4 separate regions of the Mus musculus genome follow, and regions 1, 2 and 3 are each linked to region 4. Evidence: chromatin loops called from intact Hi-C (ENCODE). Cell type or tissue: gastrocnemius. All regions are shown on one strand. Links, peaks and the distances in the headings refer to the core of each region. The heading gives the core; the rest is flanking DNA.

The links. Peaks named below come from ENCODE experiments on the same cell type or tissue, not always from the same donor. Only the 100,000 strongest peaks of a DNase experiment are listed, where the experiment ranks them.
Region 1: it touches region 4 in a loop (3-fold over the local background); 20 of 42 quality-filtered maps call a loop at or near these places.
Region 2: it touches region 4 in a loop (3-fold over the local background); 9 of 42 quality-filtered maps call a loop at or near these places.
Region 3: it touches region 4 in a loop (2.3-fold over the local background); 20 of 42 quality-filtered maps call a loop at or near these places.

What each region holds. Positions count from the first base shown.
Region 1 is chr11:62,740,853-62,746,818 of GRCm38, forward strand. It overlaps n-TWcca8 (a tRNA gene), which reads right to left and starts at 5,234; the gene lies at 5,163-5,234. In gastrocnemius, for the core only: a CTCF peak has its summit at 3,437 (motif pointing right); a DNase peak (open chromatin) is centred at 3,434.
Region 2 is chr11:62,906,779-62,912,744 of GRCm38, forward strand. No RefSeq gene overlaps it. Among named protein-coding and RNA genes, the nearest start is that of Tvp23bos, 13 kb to the right of the region's middle. In gastrocnemius, for the core only: a CTCF peak has its summit at 3,140; no DNase peak of the experiment used is centred there; H3K27ac peaks cover 657 bases.
Region 3 is chr11:62,748,043-62,754,008 of GRCm38, forward strand. It overlaps the pseudogene Wsb2-ps and a transcript of Zfp286 not described here. Among named protein-coding and RNA genes, the nearest start is that of n-TWcca8, 4.9 kb to the left of the region's middle. In gastrocnemius, for the core only: no CTCF peak of the experiment used is centred there; DNase peaks (open chromatin) are centred at 2,959 and 3,153.
Region 4 is chr11:63,162,571-63,168,536 of GRCm38, forward strand. No RefSeq gene overlaps it. Among named protein-coding and RNA genes, the nearest start is that of Pmp22, 34 kb to the left of the region's middle. In gastrocnemius, for the core only: a CTCF peak has its summit at 2,737; a DNase peak (open chromatin) is centred at 2,712; H3K27ac peaks cover 1,190 bases.

The DNA of each region.
Region 1 (5,966 bases), core at 2,137-4,636, 420 kb before region 4:
TTGTGTGGGTTTTGAGGCTCCAAACTCAACTCCTCATGCTTGCCCAGTGGGTATTTTACCTATTGAGCCATCTCCCCAGGGCCCAGCATTTCGTTAGAATGAATAATGAATAAATAAAACATTCGCAGGTAAGTGGAACTAAGATAGTCATCAAGGAGATGCTGCAGGGCCTGAGGTGTCCGGGTGCTACGCGTGTGCTACAGGTGGGGGCGGGGAGGCGTCATGGGGAGGTGAGCCCCATGTCTTTGATACTATCATCTGTAATTCAGCTTCTCCAGCTGTAAAATGAAAGAGCCCTATCGGGAGCTTATTTTCCAGGGGCCTTAAGTTCTTCAGTGTGTTTGGGGCCTTTCAGGTCATAAGATGGGAGATCCACAAAGCCTTCTTTTAGTTGGGTGGGTGTTCAGGCTGGGAGGGGAAGCATTGGGAGAGGTATCAATGGGCTCAGCCAGGAAGCATCCCATGAGTCAAGGAGAAATCAGTAGGGGATGCAATAGCTGAAAAACAGGATGTGGCGGTGTTAGCAGGGCAGTGCAGGAAGTGGTGAGAAAGGCAAGAAGATGGAAGCCTCCAATAACATGTGGAAGCTTGAACCCCTGAGCTACCATAAGGTCTGGCCTGATGGAGCTAGTGACTCAGAGCCACAATAACATTGGGCTATGCACATCTTATCCCATCAAGTAAAACCTTTGATGCCAGGAATAGGTTACGTCTTGTCCAGCCATTGGCCAAAGGGGTCCCATGGGACCCCCCCCCCCAAACACCACAGGACATTGCCTAGGCTATTTGTTACTCTTTACCACCTTATGGAAATGCCCTATCACTGAAGACAACACGTAACTTATGAACACAGAAAAGACTCGAGCTGGTGCCTAACTAGAAGCTCCACTCTTACTGACTGGTATTTACAGTACTGGACGATACCAGAGGAGAGACATAATTATCAGTATCCGCCAGCTACAAGTCCTGTAATCTGCAATGGTATCTCGAGTCATGTCCAGCTTAAGGCTGGGAAGGCGGGACAGAGTCCAGATACTGTTTGATCTCAAAGTTTATTCACGATGATGGCAAGCGTTAGTTCACAACACACTCATGGGGTACCTGACTCAGAAGCAAGTGGCAGAGAGGCTTGCAGGCAAGGCTCTCAGTGTGTCAGTCGCTCGGGCATGTCTCAGACAGCAGCTCCTCTCTCTGGATCCTCTATCTTGATGCAGCCAGGGCAGCTGAGAATTGTCTTCAGGTCAGAGAGCAGGATGCCATGACAGTCTTCACTGTAGCAGTGGTCTCCAAAGAGCAAGGCTTTTGCAGACTCACCATCACGTATGATCAGAGCTTTTCATAGATCGCATTGATAATGGCTGCCTTTGTTTATGTGGGCTGCAAACACAGAGACTATGCAGTGAATTGTCTGTCTAACTGGTTCCTTATATAGTGGGTATCTGGTCATTGGCAAGCGGAAACAAACATTGTTTACTAACATACAAAGTAGGGTTTCCTCTAGTGGACCCTAGAGGTGCAGGTTAATGGGGGTGTACAATAAGTATAGTTTGAGGGAGTTCCAAATGTGAAACACATGCAATCTGTTAAACAAGTCTTTCAATGGCTCTTAAAATAGTTTTATGGAAACAATTAACAAAGCAGTATCCGGCTGCCAGGAGTTTCCCAGGTCGCATTCTGAGTGCACCCCCTAGTTCTTCTATTAGGAGTTCTTGCTGTTCTTGTTGCAGACTTGTCTAAAAGAAACAAACTTATTCTTATGGTTAGTACAAGACGAATGCAAAATATCAGGAACCAAAATACTTCTTTCAACCAATGAAACCAATTCTATACAGGGTAACACACGAAATCAATCTGAGCAGTCCTGGCTAATTGGTCCCATATGCCACACTTTTTCGATTCCTTATTCCAGTCCTTTTGAATGTAGATGTCTGCTCTGAGTAGCCCTACCATATTGTGCAATTCTGCTGTCTTATGCACCGAAATTTTTTCTCGGTTCAAGAGTGTTTGATGCATGCTCTGTAGTTGTTTCTCATTGTGCTCTGCTATCTCATCGATCTCTGTAATGCTTTTAACAAGTTTATCCCTTTTGCGGTCTTTCTCCAATTCAAAATCAAATTGGGCATCAGATGAGAAGTAACTTGGTAGTATACTGTGGTTACTCTCATCTGATTGTGGACTATGATCTGCGGACAATTATGTACAAGATAGCATCCTCTAGTTATATTCCATTTTACATGATTATTGTCCACGGATGTTTCATTTAGATAATTGCATCTAGTGATAGTGTCATTATTGGTGCACACTAAGAATTGATAGTTACACAGGGTTTGTACAGTCTGAGGCATAGTGGAATATGCCAACGCTGTATTTTCCATCTTTCTTATGGGTACACGTGGATATAAATATGTGTTGGGTCCTAATCTGTAAGTTTGTTCCATGGGATGCTGGTGTGCTGTTAACATTTATCCATATGAAATGGTCAATTGGCGCCAACCAGGTTTCCTCCTGTGTATAATGGTGTTTTATACCACTTATTTGATTGTGGTATATGTTTATCCAGGTATCCATTCTGTGCACTATCTGAAAATATCTGTACTAAGTTTAGTTCGCATATGCCGTCAGCACACCAAGACATTCTTTCAGAGTCCAGAGTAGTTTGAAATTCTGGGGCTCATCTGCCCATTCCAATATGTCTAATTCTCTAGATATACTTATACATTAGATCCATAAATTTGGCACACAATCAGGTTATGATTAGTGGTACTGAGATTCAGTGTCCTTTTGTATTCCTGACTGTATGTTTCCTGGAATACCCGTTATCTGTGTTTCCATGGTATTGACTATCATATGCAATGCATCAATTGATTGTGATACTGCATGCAATGCTTTGGCTGTGTCTGCATTAATTTTTTGTATACAGTAGAGTTCTGCTTTAACAGGTTGAACAATGGCTGCTGCTACTCCTCTGCCTGTAATACCTCCGAGGATTGCATTGCTCCATCCACAAAAGTGCCTGCTGATAGTGCTTGTAGGGGTTTTCCTCCAAATCCATCTGGGTAATATGTTTTGGGCCATTATAATGTCATTAAATTAATTTTAAACTGGATGGGTCTAACTCTTGGCAAGAGAATGGCTTGTGCTGGTAATGTTGTGTCTGGTTCAATAAGTGGAGCTGTTACTAGTTTTGGTTTACCTGGTGGTACAAGGCCATCCATCATAGGCCTTGACTCTGGTTGTTAAATATTCACTCTGATAGACTACTTTGGAAGCAGCCCCCTCTTTCAGAGTGTGATGTGGAAAAACAGAGGCTTCTTCTAGAAGGCATTTCTAAATCATAGAATCATACAGGCTTGCATAAGATGTGCCCCTATGCTGGCTCCGTTTGTCATTAAAGCCATAGGCATGCCCAGGGGTCATGTCATTTTCTCATCCAGCCACTAGAGGGCGGTGCCAGACTGCAAGTTGGCCCTCTACAGACCACATCCTAAACCTTAGAGAATTATTACACTTCCAAGTGTAATTCATTAGCTTTTTTTTTTTTTCTTCAATATAATTTAGAAGCTAGGAATCCTTTCTAACAAAGAAATATAAAGTTAACCACTAAATGGATACCTGCTGAAGGAGCTGCACTGACTCGGAGATAAACGCGAGTCATTTAAAACGTGTTCCTGCTTGGAGCACCTCTTCATCATCAGTGTGTTGGGGGGTGGTAGTAGGGGTGGGGGCAGAACCTTAGAAGTGGCCAGGAGGAGGCTCCTTAGTCACTGGAGACAGGAAACTGTCCTACAAGCCCTGGATAATTGTCATGAAAGGAGTAAGCCTGTCTTTCTTGCACTCTCTCTGACCTTAGTGTTCAAGACGGGACTCTTTCTCTCACGTAGGATTCTGTCACAGGCCTTGAAACCTTTGTCAGAGCTCCTATTATGCTATTTGGACTTTCAGTCTCCGTGGCTACGAGTAAATAAAATTTTGTTGTTGTTGTTGTTCTTTATGAAGTTAACTTTTTATTGTAGTGATGAAGATCACCAATTTGTGCCAGTGCGCGCGCGCGCGCACACACACACACACACACACACACACACACATAAAAAATTAAGTTTTCTTTCTCTTCTCTCTACCTTTTCTTTTTCAGGAAATCATTTTTGCATCTGTTTTTGTAGAATGTACGATAATTTTTTATCTTCGTATAATGGGAAAACAAATCTTTGCTAATTTTAAATAAGATGAGTTGGTGTTTAAAATTGATCACTGAAAAATCTGTACACACACGAGCGCACACACACATAGAAGTCCCAAGCAAATTCTTTTGTAATAATGATGTTGAAAGGATAGACTATTATCTGACAGGTAGATCTTTTAAAACCTTATTTATTCATATGGCATTCATAATCTTGAACAGTAGGCATTTAAAATAAAATGTTTTTACAGAATTAATTCTTAGGATATAATGCTAAAAAAGAGATTCCTTGACTATAAACATTTGAAAGGTTGGAGAATCTAACGAACTTGGAGTTTGTGTTTGGCAGTGGGTTAGGCAGGGAGGACAGGAGCTGCGAATGAGCGCAAGGTGTTTGCTGTCACAGTCTATGGCTTAGAGTCCGTTTAAAACCTGATGCTTAGACACGCGAAAAGAAACCAGCAGCATTAGGAAGGCTCCAGAAAACCTTCCTCAACCAGCTGAGAGAAAAGTTCACTTATAAGAATTTTAATTCCTCGCCTCCTTGTATTTTAAGTCTCTGCCGTCCTTCAGAGTTAGAAGTGTGTGAGCAAAGGTTTTCAGCGAAAATGTTTTGGCCATTTCAACCTCAGCTTAAAAGTGACTGTGTGAGGGCCTGTATTGAAGCCCCGCCCCCAACACCTGGATCAAAACTACCCAGTCAACCAAACAAAACTGAGAGTTTAAAACTTCATTTTGCTGTTCCTCTTTATGTGTTTAAGCATGCTGGTATACATTACATTTCCCGCTTCTATTTTGGTCATCTGTGAATTGATTTGGCTCTTTGTCTAATTTAATTCCGATCGCAAATGCTGAAGTGGTTTTGTAGTTAAGTGGCCAAGTTTCTTATCAGTATAGAGAAGAATTGGGTAAATGACTTGTCTGTAGATTTGAAAATGCCAGGGCTTTGGCCTTTCTAGCTCAATTGTAGGAAAACAGGTACTCATGACCCCGACGTGATTTGAACACGCAACCTTCTGATCTGGAGTCAGACGCGCTACCATTGCGCCACGAGGTCATTGATACATAATGCATTTTGATCCTCTAAAGCTCCAGCATCCTGGCGGCTTTCTCCTGCAACTCCTCCTCCTGGACCGGCGCGCAGAGTTCCCGAGGCAGCGCGGCGAGCCCAGCCGCCCAGGCAGATTCTGTCCCCAGGGCGGAAAGGAAGGGAAACCGACCCCCGGATCACACTCACACACTTAAGAACAGAATTGTGTCATTTTTTCCCTCTTCCTTCTCTAGCTATAAAACTGAAACGTATTGAAAACTGGACATCATGGAAGAGGCTAGCATCATAAAAACTGGTAACCACTGGCAACCTTAACGCTCAGTCGCCAGCAGCCATGTGAAGGGGCGGGGCCAGCCTTGCAGTCAGTCACAGCCCTGCCCGCTAGGCGCTGCCTTCTCTCGGGATCTGCTGGTTTACACCACAGGTGCACCCATAAACACGGAGGTTTTATGTGATACATAGCTCACTTTTAATCTTCGGGAGGCTTACTATCCATCTCTTTTTCCTCAGATCGTCCCCTCCTCATCCCTTAAGGGAATGGCGTGCCCTTTTCAGCATCCGAGGGGCAGGAACTGCACGCTGTCAGTTGGTCTTATATATACGTAGATCTGCAGGAGGGCTGATGAGTTTCTTCATTGTAAAGTTACTCTTCTCCCTTTTAAGATAACATCTAGGGATGGCGCATATTGTCGGCCGCGCACATTTCTTCTCACCCTCGCAGCCACTGATTGCAGTATC
Region 2 (5,966 bases), core at 1,801-4,300, 260 kb before region 4:
CCTCTGTATGGGCACCTGTTGGCATTTCATCTAGGCTTTGCCCCATAGTTACCTAGCAACAGTCAGGTATGCCTGCTGAAATATAGAAAGGGGCTACTTGCTCCCTCCTCACTATCTTCTCTTGTTCCTGTACCCTCTTCCCCTATCCCTTCTCCCCCCACCCCTCCACACACTCATGTTGACCTCTACTCCTCCCCCTACCCCCTCTTTCTCTGCCTTTCTCTGTCTCTACTCCCTCAACTCCATTCCCCATGCCTTAAATAAACTCTATTCTATACTATACTTTCATGTGGCTGGTCCTTCAGGGGGAAGGGATGCCTCAGCATGGGCCCACAGAGGCACCCCCTTTCCACACAGCATACCAAGCATCCACCAAACATATCCCTGGCTTCTTACACAACAGTGTCTGTGTCTGGACTCACTTTTTCCTTCTGTCCTTCTATCTGAACATCCAACAGCACACTAAATCAGTGTAGACCTTTTTTAGTTAATTTTTTTTTTGATTTTAAAATGTTATGTGTATGAGTACACTGCCTAAATTTATGTATGTGTACAGTGTGTGTGTCAGGTGCTTGTGGAGGACAGAAAAGGACATTGGAGCCCCTGGAACTGGAATCATTGATGATTGTGAGCTGCTATGTGGCTTCTGGGAACTGAACCCAGGTCCTCTGTATGAACACCCAGTGTTCTTAGCCTCTGAGCCATCTCTCCAGACTCTGTTGGAGGGTTAAACTACTCTGTAAGAAACAGCGCTTAAACTGGGTGTTAGAATTTACAATCTTTATTATTTTGCATTCTTCTATATACATTTTATAACCAACTTTGTTAAAGACTAAAGAGCCCTGTTGGCTTCTCTTATAATTTAGTTGAAACTGTGAGTTGGTGGAAGGTCCCATGTTTGCAATATTGAACCTTCTGATCCATAAAACCTGTGACTCTCCATTTCTTGATTTCTATCAATAATGTAAGTTTTTCACAAAGACCTTTCATCTCTTTGTTAGGATTTATTGTTGGCTTTTTATTTATTTTGTTGTTATCATAAATAGTATTTTTTATAATCATATTTTCTATTTTCTTTTCTTTCCTGAGATAGGATTAAGTTTGGACTCCTCATGCCTTGGTTGCTACAATGCTGGTGTTATGGGTACCTGCTGCCACAACCAACTATAATCATATTTTCTTAATGTTTTTAAATGTGTCCTTTGGGACTTTTTTCTTTTTGAGTATAGATATATTTGCTTTTTAATTTCTAATATTTATCAATTTATTTATTCTTTGTTATACTAGCCTGGAATAAATATTATAATAATGTTAACATATTATATGAGTAATATAATAATATTATAAGAACATGTCAGAGTCAAGAATTCTTGCTACCAGTATGAGAGGGATTAAAAATAATAATATCACATTTAATGGTAAGAATTTGAAAGTACTGCTAGTCACTTCCCACTGTGGTGTGGTAAACGGGAGGCCTAACTGGCTAGGAAGCTGGGCACACGCATTGGACAAGAGGCCATATGTGCCTGGGATCCAGGGAAAGGGCAAGTCTAGGAAGGAGTGTCAGGGAGGAGATGGAGAATGGTCCAAAGATCAAGCTCAGGGTAGGCTAGGTGACTGGAAAGTCACATCTGTAAGATGGGAACAGGGAAGATGCAGAAACAACGTGAGAACTCTTCGGAGGCCACAATCAGAGGTCACAGTGACCGTCGTGCTGAGCTTGTGTCCTGGAAGACACCTTGGGAACTACTGGAGAGATTCTGGCTGAGTTCCAGCAAATGCTTTCTAGCCACCATGGTTGAAGAGGCTTGCCTCCTGCTCCTCTGGGGGATGAAGGAACTGAAGGAGCATGCAGGTTGATGCTGGTTAACTGAGCCCACTCTTAGACAGGGACACATTCATACTTCAATTTTTGTGACTTGATGTTTACAACTTGGCCTCTGGAACCAAACTCACCATCACATTGTGAATGGTTTCTGGCAGCCTTGCACACCCTGAATTTATAGATGAACACCTAACCTTTCATCCCTCATCATGGGACTGTGCTTAGAGATGAGAAATCTGGAGAGATAAGGAGGGAACTCCAATCCAATGTAACTGGTGTCTTCGTAGAGAGGTTTTGGTACAGGCCCACAAAGAGAAGCCATGGGAAACTACAGGGAGAAGCTGACCACCAACAAGCCAAGGAGAGCAGCCTGGGGCACCTACTGATACTTGGGTCTCAGACTTGCAGTCCTCAGATAGTAAGAGAGGAATTTCTTTCAAGCCCTGCAGTCGTGTTGCATGTTATAGTAGCTCTAACACTAATAATCTGAGCATCTCTATCCCAACTCTTACATCCAGTTACTCTTGTGACAATCGCCAGCGTCCCTTCTCCATTTCTGTCATCGTGTCCTGGCTCTGCACTGCTTCTGTGACTTTAACCCATACAGGGCCTTGAATTCACCCTGCTAAGGCCTTTGGCCCAACTCCGTAGTCCATCAGAGGGGTGCATTGGTGTATGCATCTGTGTGTTGGTGTGGAGGCATGTGATAGCTGGATTTTAGGGTGACTGTAGTCTTAACTTCTTCATCTGCTCTTCAGAGGCGTATAATGATTCCTAGCTTCATAGTTCAATTACTCTTCACAAGTGAAACAATTAAAAATACTGTCCTGTTCCCACTCCTGCCTGAATCCAAGCCTCTTTGGTGACATTTCAGCATGAAATGTTTTCCCATCGTGTGTCTCAGCCTTCTGCTTAGGCCTCTGGTTCTGCTCCTGTGACTGGTGAATTCCCCAGCAGCACCTGGCCTGGTGTCCACTTCACACAAGTGTTTGGCATGGGTCATCTCCAGGAACAGACACTGAGTGAATGTTTTTGTGCAAACTGAAGTAAGATTCTCTTAAGTGTGTGCTCACGGCTAGGCAGATGGTCCACATCAGCTCGAGGGTTGAGCATCTCTGCTTCTAGCAGCTAGCTGAATGTAAGTGGCTGCTACTCCATTCAGGGTGAAAGAAGGTGCTCTTGGTGGAGTACAGAGTCTGTCTCTTGCTTCTGCGGTCTCCTGGCTGGTGACAGGCTCTAGGTTTTATGGTTTGAATGTGCTGTGTCCCCCTGATGATAGGTCTTGGGTGTTCTGGTTAGAATCTGGTGTGTCCCCCTGGTGACAGGCCCTGGGTGTTACAGTTTGAATGTATTGTGCCCTTGGGATCGGGTATTGAAGGCTTAGTTCCCAGTTGATGGTGCTAGAGGTTTTAGTAGTTATTTTATCCTTAACTATGCCTAGCAGGAGGAAGTAGTTTACTGGGAAATGGGTCTTTGTGGGTATTTTATCTTTGCTTCTTGCCTCATTCTCTGTTCCCTGTCCAATATGAGATTAAATAGCTTTTACCACGATCTACTCACCATGATGTTCTATCTCACCATGGGCCCAGAATCTGTGGCACTAAGCAATATGGACAGAAACCATAAGCCAAAATAAAGTCCTTTTCTTTTTAACTTGTTTATACCAGGGATTTTGTCATAGTTACAAGAAGAGTTAACTAACTGTAATTCCAATACTCAGGAGGCTGAGGCAAGAGGATAGCAAATTTGAGGCCAGCCTGGGCTACATATCAAGATTCTGTCACTCACACTAAGCCAAACCAAACTACCACTTCCACTATAAAAGCTACCAGCCACACAGGTTCTGGTCATGGTAGCTAGAAGGGCTGTTTTGCCTCCTTTTCTGTTGGCCCTTGGATTCAGGGCTCACTTAAGAAAACCATCTTGGACACTGTGTGCATCCTAGCTTCTCTCTTACCTGACTCAGTCTTACTTTGCTATAATGGATATTTGCCTTCCTTATATCTGCAAGTGTACATTAGTGGGGACTAGGGAGAAGTTGCCTTTTGTCTCCTTTCCAGTCACTGTGACACAGTGCTTTGAGAAAGGCAACTCAGAAGGAAGTTATAGCCCATCACTGTGGGGGAAAGGAAGGCAGCAGGAATCTGAAGCAGCTAGTCACACCCATAGTCAGAACAGAGAAGGGAAGGAATGGACACAGGCATAGTTTCAGCTCTCTTTCTACACTCTTAAACCCAGGCAATGGAATCTTCTCAGGGCAACTAAGGTAGTCAAAAACCTCACAACCATGCCCACAAGTAGGTCACCTTGATGTACACTGTTCTTCCCTCATCAAGACTCTCCTAGGGTGATTCTAGACTGTGGTATTAACAATGAAAAGTAGCCATCATTGCTGCATAGAGTTAAGATCATGGTGGTAACATAGAGCTATCCTTTTGCCCGGAATGTTTCAGACCATTGACAAGCCCATGATTTGTGTCTTGCTATGGAAAAATCAAGCAATATCAGAAACGAAGTACTTGGCAGACACAAATTCGGTTCCTGGTTGAAAATGTAGATGTCCTTTGTCTCGCTGTCTGGCAACAGTGTTCGGATGGGAAAGAACACTGTGCTTCGAAAATGCAAATCATTTAAGAGATTAAAACTTAGAAGTTTCTGTCCCCTGCTATGGAAGCAAGGATGAAAAGCCTTTTGGGTCTTGATGTTCACCCCAGCCCTATTGGAGGCTCATGCAATCCCGGTGACCATCTAAATGCAGGAAACAGATAACTCTCAAAGAAGAAACACTCGATTGTTTTCACAAAGAACATTTTTTTAAAGCACAGTTTAAAATTCAGTTCACTTTTGGAGGATATTTTTAGCATCTTGAGAATGTTCCAGATCACTGACTCAGTAAGCCCAGGCTCTTAAAAATGCATGTTTTTAAACGCCACAATGCAGCATTGTCTAAGCGCCTTGCCATTTAAGACTGACTGTATATTCTGAAGTCCGTCTTGGTTGCCTAGGGACTGTTCACAGCCTTTCTGGGCCCCAGACACTCCCTCCTTCCCAAATGTGATGAGAGGGCACGTTCCCAGCATAGTACAGAGAAGAGGGGCCCCAGGAGTGGCGTGTGAAAGAACAGAAAGTTACTGCGCTTCGGGCTCAGGACCTAAGGGGGTTTTCATCTAATGAAATTTAGCATCCTAGCTTTGGAGAGAAAGAAATGAAGGCCCGGGAGCAGCGGCCCATCTCCATGAGGTCCCAACTGAGCCTAATTTCTTTCTCTCCACCAGCCTTTTGGGAGGGAGAGTGCCATGGGATGTGTGGACCATCTCCCTTCTGGTTTGGTGCAGCCCCTACTTGGGTATCGTTCCATGGTTTGGTTAGGTTTGGTTAGGTTTGGTCACAAGCAGTAAGCCTGAAGCACAATGGCTACTCCAGGAGCCAGAAGCAGGAGGTATGACTCAGTGGCCCCTAGTCTGAGATACACCACATTAATAAAAACATATCCACTGTCTTCTCCAGTTTGTTTAAAATGTACATGACTCTACAGACAGGGAAGTACAAGTTTGATTGGTTTGATTTACAATGCTTTGACTTCGTGAGGGTGCAGAAGCCAACTCATTACCATTGGACTGCCTGTGTTCAGAAGGTGTTCAATAGTACCCGGCTTTTGCCCAGCTGTAGGCACTCTGTAGCACCCTGGCATGTTGAAGGCAGACAAGGCTCAGCTATCGTGTTTAGGAGGCTAAGCATATTAAAACACAGTTCTGAAATAGAACACTTTAAACTCACTGTGGGTCTATCGGGATCCAAACTGAGGACTTACCTGTCTATCTAGGTTATCCAAACAGGAAGTTTATCAAAGCACAGCAGAGGGGGTGACCCTCTATAGTCTGGGGATTAAGAAACAGACAACTTTCTGCCACCTGGCAGGACAACAAAGCCCTTCCTGTGAACCCCTAAACATTGCAAGGGTTTGGGGGAGAACTAGTACTGTTGTATCCTCCCAGTAACCTTGGTCCCACTGAGTTCTTTCAGGGGAGGCCCCGTATAACCCCAGCATCATATGGAGGCAGAACAAAAGATCTAGTTCTCATAACCCCTAGATTAGCAGCAGAGTATGCCAGGATGTGTCTGAAATATGCCAGGATATATG
Region 3 (5,966 bases), core at 1,565-4,064, 410 kb before region 4:
ATTTCCAGGACTGTCACAGCGCCAGGCCTGCAATGCTGAGGTTTCTTCCCTCAGAGAAGGGTGCATTTGTGCAAGCAGCTTTTAAAACCACTTGCTTCCTAGGTGCTTTGCCTGGGTTGGTTTGCAAGAGACTACTTTGCTCAAGCAATGGCCACTGAGTTCCTTAGTCACCTCTCCTGCTTTGCTGGTCGGGAGTGGGAGGCACAGTGCTGTCAGCAGCAGGTGGCACAGTGGCAGCTGGACCTCCCAGTCTCACTCTGTGCTTCCCCTGCCCCAGCCCCTTGGCACACTATTTGCCCACTATTCCTCCAGAGACCTCTGTTTTCCGTTGATGGATTGTGGTGGATCTGGGTATTAGGTGCTCTCATTGTAATGCAGGGCGATTCCATTTCCCCCCTTATTTATGATTTCTCTCTGACAGTGAGATACTCAGCTTTCATTAGCTACACCTTTGTGTGTATGTATATCATACTTTAACATGTGCAGGTGCAGATGTTTTTATGAATGTGTACAGTTATGTGTGCAAATAGGTGTATGTCTCATAATTACTGGCTGTTAGAACAACTCTGAACAAACTTTGCTAGATTTGGACTAAGGTGTCCTTTACTGCTGTACCAATCTCCCTTACCCAAGCCCTTCTCCAACCCCTATAAGAACGCTGTTCAGCTCTCTCCCTTTTGCAGACCCTCCCTTCCCTGGGAGAGAGGCTGTGCCTTGTGTATGCTAATAAAGTCTTATCTGTTCAGGCCAGATTTGGTCCCTTTCTGCCTTTTGTGTCTACTCTGCGGTTAGAAATCACACACACACACACACACACACAGACACACACACACACTGAGAGAGAGAGAGAGAGAGAGAGAGAGAGAGAGAGAGAGAGAGAGAGAGAGAGGAATAGTGGCGGCTTTTGACATCTGCCCTCAGTGACACCTCTTCCAACAAGGACACACTTCTTAGTCCTTCTGTGGTTGTTGTTTTTCTTTTCTTTTTCTTTTTCTCTTTTCTCCCTTCAATGAAAGCCTCATTTTGCATTGTTCTTCTTCAAATAGAGGAGACTCCTCCATGCATACACTGTACAATGTTAACACTGCCTCCATAAAGCATCAATTAAGAAAGGCCAAAGAATAAGATGTTGAGTTTCTTTTAAAATAATTTAAAATATATTAACTTTCTAAGGCAGATTTTGTGTGAGGCGACTTGAATAGGTAGCTGCTACTGCTGTCAAAGAACGGTGCTTGGAAGGGGCTGTCTGTTTTGGGCAGTTGAACTGGAGGGTACATCCCGTGAGGTCAAGCAGCAGAGACAAACACACGTGACAGACAGCCAGTGATGTCAGCACTGACTCCACACGACTTAGACTTGGCTCCACAACTGGGCCACTTAAGAACTCTGGTTCTTCGAGACAATTGAGAAAACACAGTTGTACCTTACTATCTGCTGAGAAAATACAAATAAATATGCTGATAAATGGCCATCTGACCGTCATGCCCCGAGGAACGCCTCCTCGTATGATCTGAATACGCGCTTGTCACTTCCTACACATGCACCCACTGTTTACAGGAAATAAAAGCCGGCATTAGTATATGGTGAGGAGCTCAGCCCAGTCCACGCGCAGCTGAGCAGGGAACCAAACACCAGAGTTCCTCTGACCACAACGGAGGAACTTCAAACCATGCAGCCGCTGGCTGGAAATGGGCAGCAGAAATGCCCTACGTGGCAGGTACTTCCCAGTTAAGGGAGTGTGGCTTGGCTGTCACCAGAGAGGCTCTGGAGCCCGCTTGCCTTTATTACCCCAACAACATCCACAACTGCACTTGGCTTCAACACAACTAGACTGACGAAGGCTGCTCACCACGGATGAAGACGAGGTAAGGCCGGCACCTCAGAAGTGAGGTCACGCAGACCTACTTGCACATGCCATGGGAGGAAGGAAGGTCCACACTGGTCCAGTGTGAGCTGCCTGACTCCATCCTAGCCAGTCCCTTGTACTGCTGCTGCTGCAGGAGGTGGGGGAGCCGGCACTGCTAGAAAGTCCTGTACGTGAGGAACTCTTTCATCTTCTTGGGGATTGGCAGTGCTAGGATTTGATACGTTGTCAGGAAACTTCGGAGGGCTTTCCCGAATAAGTGCTTCAGTGAGGACAGGACCCGGGGAGCTGTCCAGAACTGGACATGGCCATCTCTCGTCCCTGTGGCAATAATTCCACCGTGTGGGAAGAATGTGCAGCAAAGATCATTGGTCATCGGAGCAAAGACAACCGGAGCCGTCAGTTCCAGAGCCCAGATCCTGAGCAGCCCGTCATCTGCCACTGTAGCAAGATACAAGCCTTCGGGTGAGAAGCACACGGACCTCAGGGAGCTCATGTGGATGTCACTGTCATCCATGGCGGGTTCAAGCTGCGTGTGATGAAGTGACCTCAACCTTTCTTCGGTGTAGGGGTCCCACATAATCACACTGGTGTCATACGACGCTGTAACAAGCAAGGCGGAATCAGGAGAGAAATCACAGGAGACAACACTGCTTTAGTGGCCTTCTAGTTTCTGGATTAGTGTGTAGGACCGCATGCTCCACAGAAAGACCGACTTCTCCCCAGCTGCAGAGCACAGCATGCTACAGTCAGGGGAGATGGAGCAGCAGTAAACCCACTGCAGATGGCCGGATAACACCCGGATCTGCTTACCGTGCTTATTCAGGTCCCAAATGCGAAGCGTCTTATCCCGGGATGCAGAGACCAAAATCAAACTGCCGCTGGGCGCGAAGCTCAGATCTCTCACGCCGTCTTGGTGGCATCTTTTTGATTCAGAAGCAGGAGCCCTGTCTGTACCTCCCAAATTTTGATCTGCCCATCGTTGAGACCTGTGGCCAGGATCAGGCAAGAGACATCAGGCGCCTGGAGATGGTGATGTGCCCAGGGTTTCCTGCTGGGTGGAGAGGGCCACGGGCTGAAGGCCAGCCCCCACACAATCAGGCCACACTCCAGCGTCTTCTCCTTCAGACTGCCCCGTCCTTTTGGGTCATTCTTGCTGCTTCGGCTCTTGACTTCGAATCCTTTAGGGACGAACTGTTCCTCTAAGGGCCAGGGGACCAGCTTGACCACGCAGTGTCCTTGAGACCAGGCGAACCAGGAACTGTCTGGCGAGAAGGCCACGCTCCAGGTCTAGCAGCTTGACTTCCAGTCGAACTGGTGGGGGCGCCCAGGCTTGAGTTCAGCCAGGAGCAGCGGCTCCTCTCCGGCCTCCATGAGGACGCGCGGCCCTCCCCAGGCGGCGGGCGCCTCAGCCCCCAGGGCCGTGGGCCTTCATTCCGCCACTTTTCGTTTTTTAAACACAGTGTCTCTCTGTGTAGGTCTGGCTGTCCCAGTCCTTCTAAAACATTTGCACCACTTGAGGACGAGGCATTCAAATGTACAAGTCTATTGGGCATCCTCACGCACACCACCAAGATGGTATGAAGGCCTAGCTCCCTGGGACTGTGAGCCCCAGGCACACCCCCTTCTTCTTCCTTAGGTCACAGTGCTTTATCACAGCAACAGAAAAGTAACCAACATGCATGCACAGATACTTTAAAAATTACTTATTTTTATATTTTGACCGTTTGTATGTATAGGTAGCACATGTGTGCAACACGCAAGGAGGCGTTGGATCCCCTGAAATGGATTTATAAAGGTTGTGAGCTGACGTGTGTATACTGGGAATAAAACCCAAGTCTTCAGAAGGGGAAGTAAATGCCCCCCCTCACTAATACTTATAGCCTTTCTTCTGAATGTGTTTTCATGTAAATCTAGTTACTTGTGTGAGTACATCTGATAATAAAAAATAAATCTTATATTTACATTTATTATAACAAGAAGTTACTTATAAACATTGGGGGAAACTTGAAATTAACATGTCTGTATACTAAAAGTTACCTCTGGTGTTCCAAATTATCCTTTTAATTGGACATTTCTAGTTCTGACTTCTTTTCTGCCCTACAGAATACTTCAACAAAGGTCTCTTTATTTGTATTCTTAAGCTTGATGATGCTTTATTTCTGTGGATCAGGCTCCCAAGTGAGAATGGGTGATTAAATAGTTTGTAATTGCTGGTTTGTTAGTGGAAGCATACGCTACACAGCCTTTAAGTAAGAGCACGCGGCTTCCCTAAAGCCTACCCTCAAAGGAAGGTTAACTTTTGCCAACTCCGTGAAGCAGACCCATTTGGTTCATTAGCTTTTATTTGCACTTCCTCCTGGGCGCTGACTAGGTTACAATCTTCTTAGAAGCCACAGGCATTTGCAGTTCCACTTAGAAGGCATTCATTCTAGATGTGTTAAAGGCTTTCTCCAGTGTGGGTTCTTTGATGTGGAATAAGGGTGTCTAATGCTAACGCTAACACTAACACATCCGCGCACAACACTAACACTAACACACCCGCGCACGCCCTTGCCTTCACTCCAGTAGAAGTTTTCTGACTCGCCTCGAGATTTGCCACTTTGCTGAATACCCTCCCATAGTCAGTACATTTATATGGCTTCTCCCCAGTATGAACCCTCCGATGTACAGTTAAATGTGATTTTATTCTGAAGGATTCCCTACATTCAGAACACAGGTAGGGGGTTTTCTTCCTAGAAATGAATATGCTGATGTATTAATGAGGGATGAGAACACACGAACAGCCTCTCCACAGTCACAGCATTCACAGGGTCTCTCTTCTGTATGGATTCTTTGAAGAACATTAAAAATTGTGGTATCCTTGGAAGATTTTCCACACTCATTGCGTCTGTATGGCTTCTCATTGGTCTGGGTTCTCTGGTGCACACTAAGATAGTACTTACTTCTGAAAGCCTTTCCCACAGTCGCCACATCTGTAGGGCTTCTCACCATTGGTGAGTTTCCTGATACGGCACAAGTTTTGGTTTATCACTAAGTTTTGGTTTCCCACATTGCATGCATGCGTAGGCTCCCTCTCCAGTTTGAATTCTTTGATGATGATTAAAGTGGGCACACTGGCTGAAAGATTTTCCACAGACATTACAGCAGCAAGGTTTCTTCTTAGTGTGAATCCTTTGACGTACTGTGAGCGATGAAGACGCAAAGAAGGCCTTTCCGAATTCATTACATTCATAAAGTTTCTCTTTATTGTGACCTCTTCATGTTGAATGAGCAGTGCCTTCAAACAAAAGGCCCTTTCACATGTGCCTACATCTATAGGGTTTTTTATTTTTCAGTACTGGGATTTTTTTCCCTCAAAATAAATGATGAAGTCTGCCTTATAATTTTTCTGTCTTCTGTATCCTTGACGATTACCTCCCCCAAATGGGTATCTGCAATCAAATGTAAATTCTTCGTGGAGATTCCCTCATGTGTTCGGCGTTGTTGGCCAGGTCCTTCTGTGACAATTCCTGGTTCTGGGAAAAGAGAAGCTTCAAGTCTGGAGCCCCTTAGAGCAGCTTGCTTCTTCTCCCTCCTTACTAGTCTCTGACTCGGGTGATGCTCTTGAATATTTCACAGTCTTCATATCCTGCCATTCCACTTCTCAGGCCTTCCATTCTGGAGCCCCATAGGCCTTTCTCCCCCAGTACAGCGATCTTCTGTGATAAATCTTTTCCAAAGCCGTTCTCTGATAGCACAGCATCCTTAGTTGCAGATTTGGTCTCTCTCCAAGTCTGGGGGAAAGAAGAAAAACAAATCAACTTGCTTTTATGTCCTAACCTGGGGAACTCTCACTAAACAGGGTAAAAAAAAAAAAGCATAGACTTATAATGAACATATAGTTTCACTATTTAACCAGAAACTTGACTATTTGATATTTCCTAGAAAAACAGACAGTAGAATTGAGGGAAGGTGCAGTTGAATAGAGGACCACAATGACAAATGCATATATGTATGCATACGTATTTGTATGTAAGATACATTTGTCTCAGGCTGGCCTCAGAATATGGAGACAACCATGACCCTGACTCTCCTATGCTCACTCCCAGAGTGCTGGGAT
Region 4 (5,966 bases), core at 1,419-3,918:
TGCTGTTCTGGGGCTCTGACCCTTTGGGAGACACACCCAAACACACAGAAATCTTTAACCACCTGCTCAGAGAGCACCTTGAGCACAACCTGGCTGTAATTTCGCAGAATTTTTCCTTCCCTAACCTTCAGCACTAAGCTTGGAAGGAGCAGAGATTGGCTTCTAGTCCACAGGGCAAGGATCTCCACCAGATCACTCCTCGGTCACACCAGAAAATAGCACCCTGCAGATGGTACCAAGCAGATAGCAAGAAAATTTACATAAAACAGCCAAGAAATTTTGGTGAAAGTTGAAGAATCTGCTGTTCAAATCAAGATTGCTCTCTCATACCCCCTTATCCCAGTTCACTGAGACTAAGAAAACACTAAACTGTAAGAGCCAAACACAGGGCTCCACCTCCCAGCATCTAGCCAATGAGCTTTCTTCCCTGGGGAGCTGGTCCTTGGCATCTCTCATCCTACCCTCCTACCCACTCCTGAGATCCAGCCCCAGCTTAGTACAGTGTGAGATAGGGCTTCTTTTTCTTAGGCAGGCTCACCTTTTAGGCAAAGGCACAGGAACTCTGCGCTATGATTACTGGGTCCTGCTCGTTCTTGTCCTGTTTCAACCAGGAAGACAGAGCCTCTAACTGAGAGCAGTGGGCTGATCCTTTGATGAGAGAAAAGCTGAACTGAGCATGACCAAGGCATGAGGTAGGGAATGATGGATTCCCTGAAGCAAATAAGGAGCTCTTAGGAGCTGTTTCCAAAGCAGTGCCTTCCCTCAAGAAATGAAGCATTGAGATTTTATGCTGAGAGTCTAAACAATTGAAACAAAGCATTGGTGGGCACATTTCTGAGCATGCTCAGTTGGTTACATCCTAGCTCACCCCTCTCAGCTTAAAGGTGTTAATTTAAGAAGATGGAGAATGGTTTTGTTTCAGGTTCTTATAATTAGCTCAAGATTACAGAACACTGTTTAAGATTAAACTACAGTGGTGGACCTAATGCCTCTGGATAGCCTCATGTCATGTCGTGGGATGTCATGTCGTGGGGATTTAACCGAAAATAAATAGGAAGTCTCATTGAAGACATTAATATAGGAGTTTGCCCTTCAAGGCCCCTGACTCAGCATTGATGAGGAGACATTTGAGGGAAGCTTGCTGCTGCTCTTACTCCAAACGCCAGAGCCTTGGCTCCCAGAATGCCACGGCGACGGGAAAATGGGCCAAGGAGCAAACAGCTCTTAAACTGTCCCCAAGGAAATGGCCATTTGCCTCAGAGTGAAGAAATTGAAGTCCAAAGGGACTATGAAGGAAAAGGAAGGTTATGGCAAAGACATCTGGGAATAATCCAAGATGCAAAGGAAACGTGGGCACCCTGGTCCTGTGAGGAAAAACCAAACTCACATACAGAGAGGGGGGCTGTGGGTCTGAATCCAGCCAAACCCTGACAATGCAGAGTGTTCTTTCAAAGGAGTCAGAATCTGGGTGAGTTCTTTGTAGAACAATTTACGGCCCAGGACATCGTTGGAAACAGTAGTGGGTTCATTTGGTAATGAGTAGAATTTGACAAGTGGGTGTGGTAAGGGACAGAGGAGAGTCCTTCCAAACCACTGACAACATGGGCGCCTATGGACACACCCAAGCTGTGCCTCTCTGAAGAACACTGGGGGTGGAACATTGTGGTGGTAACTTTCTGTCACTGAAAAACTGGCTTATTTGGGCCCAGTTTCCGAGGTTTCTGTTCATGGCTGGCTGGATTGATTGTGACTAGTCCAGGCCTTTGCTGAGGAAGAATTATCAGGGCAGGAGAGTTGTGCAAGAGGGTTTCAGGTGTGGGTTGGAGTCTTGGAAACCTGCTGAAGTATCCAGGCTCATGTGATCAGCAGCAAAGAATTGGACCAGGGACACGTGGTTAGAAGTAGGACTAGAGGTAGTGGCTTATGAATGGGAGAACATGCCTGAGAATGGGGGCTGGCCCAGAAGACTGAGGGGGAAAGCCCAAAAGTTCTAGGCTACAAGCCACATGATGCTGTGTAGGATCCCTCCACAGCACCTGCCTCTTTAGCCATGTCTGTATGCTGCGGATTTTCTTGAGTATGCTCCATGTGTTGTATGAAACAGGTGAGAAAGGGCTTCTGACCTTTCTCTACCAATTGGCTTCTCTTTATGTTAATCTTGATAATAACTTTCTCCCCACACCCTCTTGCCACAGGAAGCAAAGAAGGAGAAATTGGAGACAGGGGACAAGATATATCCTTTAAAGCCATAGTACCCATGACCTCTTTGTTGTAACCAGGCCTCACTTTCTAATGGTCCAGATAGCTGTGGATTCATCTGTGGGCTGATCTATTGACGAAGTTAGGGCCCATATGGTTCAGTCACCCTCCAATAGTGCCACCAACTGGGAACTGAGGCTTCAACACATGAGGCTTGTGGACTGGGGAATGATGACATTTTATATCCAAAGTACAATAGGCAAGATACAGACTCATCAAAATAATTCAGCCAGTCACTAAATAAACAAACAAGGAAACAATGGCCAGAAGCTCTAAGTGGTGAAAGAGTGGGCTCTCTACTCACAGATTCTATAGTATACAAAGAAATATCTAGTTTCTCACATATAAAAACTACAAGATGTGAAAAGGAAAGCGAGAAGTACAGCTCGTGCAATGCACTTTGGAAATAAAGCTGGTATGTGCATAGTAGTCTTTTCGTGGGGAATAGTGGCCCGAGACCCCTAGTGGACACTCGAAGGCATTACCAGACTACTGTATCCTATGCTGTTCTCTCCTGTAAATATGTACCCATGACAAAGTTTACATTGTAAATTATGTATAGTACGACATTAATTATAATGTGATTAAACAATGGTAATGTAGTATAACAAAAGTTGCATGAATTTTAGGCTCTATATCATTTTGTACCATATTCAGCTTTTCTTATCGATGTGTGATAGTGATGCCTACATGGTAGGACACAGTAAATGGATGTGAAGTACAGTCAGGCCATCGTGTAAGGATATTTGAAAATAAGTACTGTGATCATAGGATGAATGTAGTGACAATGAGGATGACTCCAAGTGACTTGCAGGTGGGTAAGATATACAGAGTGGATATGCTGGACAAAAGACAAATTTGTATCCCAGAAGAGACAGAGCCATGCACTGTTAGATTTCATTACATGACTCAGAGTGGCAACTAATTAAAAATGCATGATGTTTTCATTTCCAGAATTTTTCATTTAATATTTCTAGATTGCTGTTGACAAAAAGTAGCTGAAATTACATTATGTGAAACTTCAGACAAGTGCTGTCCATTCTAAGAGAATACACGCACGCATGCACGCATGTGTGTGTGTGCACACACACACACATGTTTATGCATACACACAGGTGCACACACATGTGCATATGCCTACACACACATGCATACACACATATGTGCACATACACATGCATATACACACATATGACTTCTAAGAGGGCCATCATGAAGATGTCACAGAATAAAAGTTAAACATAATTGAGAAAAGAAGGCATTATGATAATACTGCATTTAGTAAAGACTATAAATTCAGAGACTGAAATTATGAAAAAGAACCAAATAGACACTGTGTTGTTGCAAATATAGTTCTAATAAAATATTTTCCTAGCTGTTTAAACAATAAATTCTAAACCTTCAGGAAGATGAACAAACTAAGTATGTCCAACAGAAAAGATCCCCAAACATAGTGCTCTGCAATGCAGTCCTACAAGGATAGGGAGGAAATGCTGGACTCTGCAAGATAAAAAGAATTCCTCCATTATGAGATGGTATTTAGTTTTATCTGCTAACACAGCCTAGAATAACCTGAGAAGGGTGTCTCTACTGAGAACTGCCCAGATCAGGTGGACTGTTTGGATTGCTTTGGGGGGGGGTGCGTTTCGAGACAGGGTTTCTCTGTGTAGCCCTGGCTGTCCTGGAACTCACTCTGTAGACCAGGCTGGCCTCAAACTCAGAAATTCGCCTGCCTCTGCCTCCCATGTGCTGGGATTAAAGGCATGTGCCACCACTGCCCAGCTTTGGATTGCTTTTTTATATAGATGGGCCTAGCCCACTATGGGTGATACCATTCCCTGGGCTGGTGGTTCTGAGATGCATGTAGCTCCACATGACTGATGTGGACCATCGTGGTTTCTGCTGTAATTCCTTGGCAACCGTGCCTTTTAGGGATGTGATGCTCTGTGGAATAGCGAGCTGGCTAGCCTTCAGGTTCCGACTTCCCTCAGTGACACAGCCTGTATCCTGTGAATGGAAACCAATTCTTTCATCCTCTAAGTTGCTTTTGCTCGCAAGGTTTTATTACAGCAATAGAAAGGAAATGGGACCACCAGCAAGTTGATTATAAATCTCCATGAGTAACAAGGTCCACAGGATAGTGTAAAACAAAGCACGATGATTCAAATGTCCTGATCTCAAAACTCACTCTAAAACAGTGGTAGGCAAGAGAATGAGGTGCTGACAGGCCAGAAATAGAGCAACACATTAAGAAGATGCCTGCATGATGGCTGGGTATGGTGATCCACATCCAGAGTCCTAGCACACAAGGGGCCCAGAAGCACTGTCTGAGGCCAGCCTGAGCTACATAATGAGACTCCTATCTTAAAAATCACAACACTAACCACTATAATAATAGATATCTGGGCCTCTGTGTAAAATCATACACAAAAAACTAATTTGAAGTGGGCCAACATCCTAAACATAAGGGCTAAATGTGCAAGACTTTCAGAAGAAAGTATGGCACCTTGAACTTGTCAGAGATTCTTAGCTATTTTACACAAAGAGTGGGGAAAGGTGAAAACAAATAGAATTTTATCAAATCTTTAAAAACCCTTCTGTGGTTCAAAAGACACCTAGTGAAAATAATGCATTCCACCAATTAATAAATAATGTTTGAAATTCATGAATCAGGCAAGGGACCTATGCCTAGATTATATAACAAACTCCTACAATTCGATTAAAAATATACAACTAAATTAAAAAAATTGTTAAAAGATGTGTTCACACCTATAATCACCGGACTTAGGAGGCTGAGGCAGGAGGACTGCTTCCAGTTTGAGGCCAGCCTGGGCTACATAGCTAGATCCTGTCTCAATCTCTCCTCCCTCTAGCAGGAAAAAAAAACCCAATAAACCTTGGTTAAATATTTGTCCTAGGAAGATACAGAATTGGCCCAGAAGCACGTGAATAGCCTTAGTCACCAGGAAAAGCTGGGATAGTAGGATGTTCCTTTACCAGGCTAGTTAGACTCTAAACTCTAACCACACACTTGGGTGAGGATGCAGGAGAACTGGATCCCTCACAGGCTACGACTGGGTATATAAACAGTGTGTCTACTTTGAGAATGTATTTGCAGTTCCTCAAAGGATTAAGGTTACTGTTTGTCCTAGCAGATCCTGTCCTCCTATAATCCCAAGAGAAACAAACTCAAAGTCTGTATCGAAACTTACACAAGGATGTTGTAACAGCTCCAGAATGGAAACAACCCAAATGACCATTGAGAAAGAGATGGTAAAATATGGTCTCCTCATGCCACAGAACACGTTTTATCTGTAAAAGGCTGTAATATATCATTACATGCTACCAAGTGGGTGAAGCTTCGACACATGATGTTAGATGAAAAGAGTCAGTCACAGAAGCCTGCCTACCATATGCTAGATTCTGTTTATAGTGAGGTTAAGAACAGGAGAACTGTATACACAAGAGTGGGCTAGTCATTGTGTAGGGCTGGGGGTGGGGCAAATAAGGATAAAGGGAGAATGGCAAAATGTTTCCTATCACGCAGAAGATGCTCTAAGCCTGGGGGTAGTGATGGTTCCACACTTCCTTTGTGAGACATACTAAAACGCAACGAATTTTGTGTGTGTGTGTGTGTGTGTGTGTGTGTGTGTGTGTGTGTGTGTGTGTGTGCAGTGACACCTGTGGGGTGTAAGCTCGCACTAATG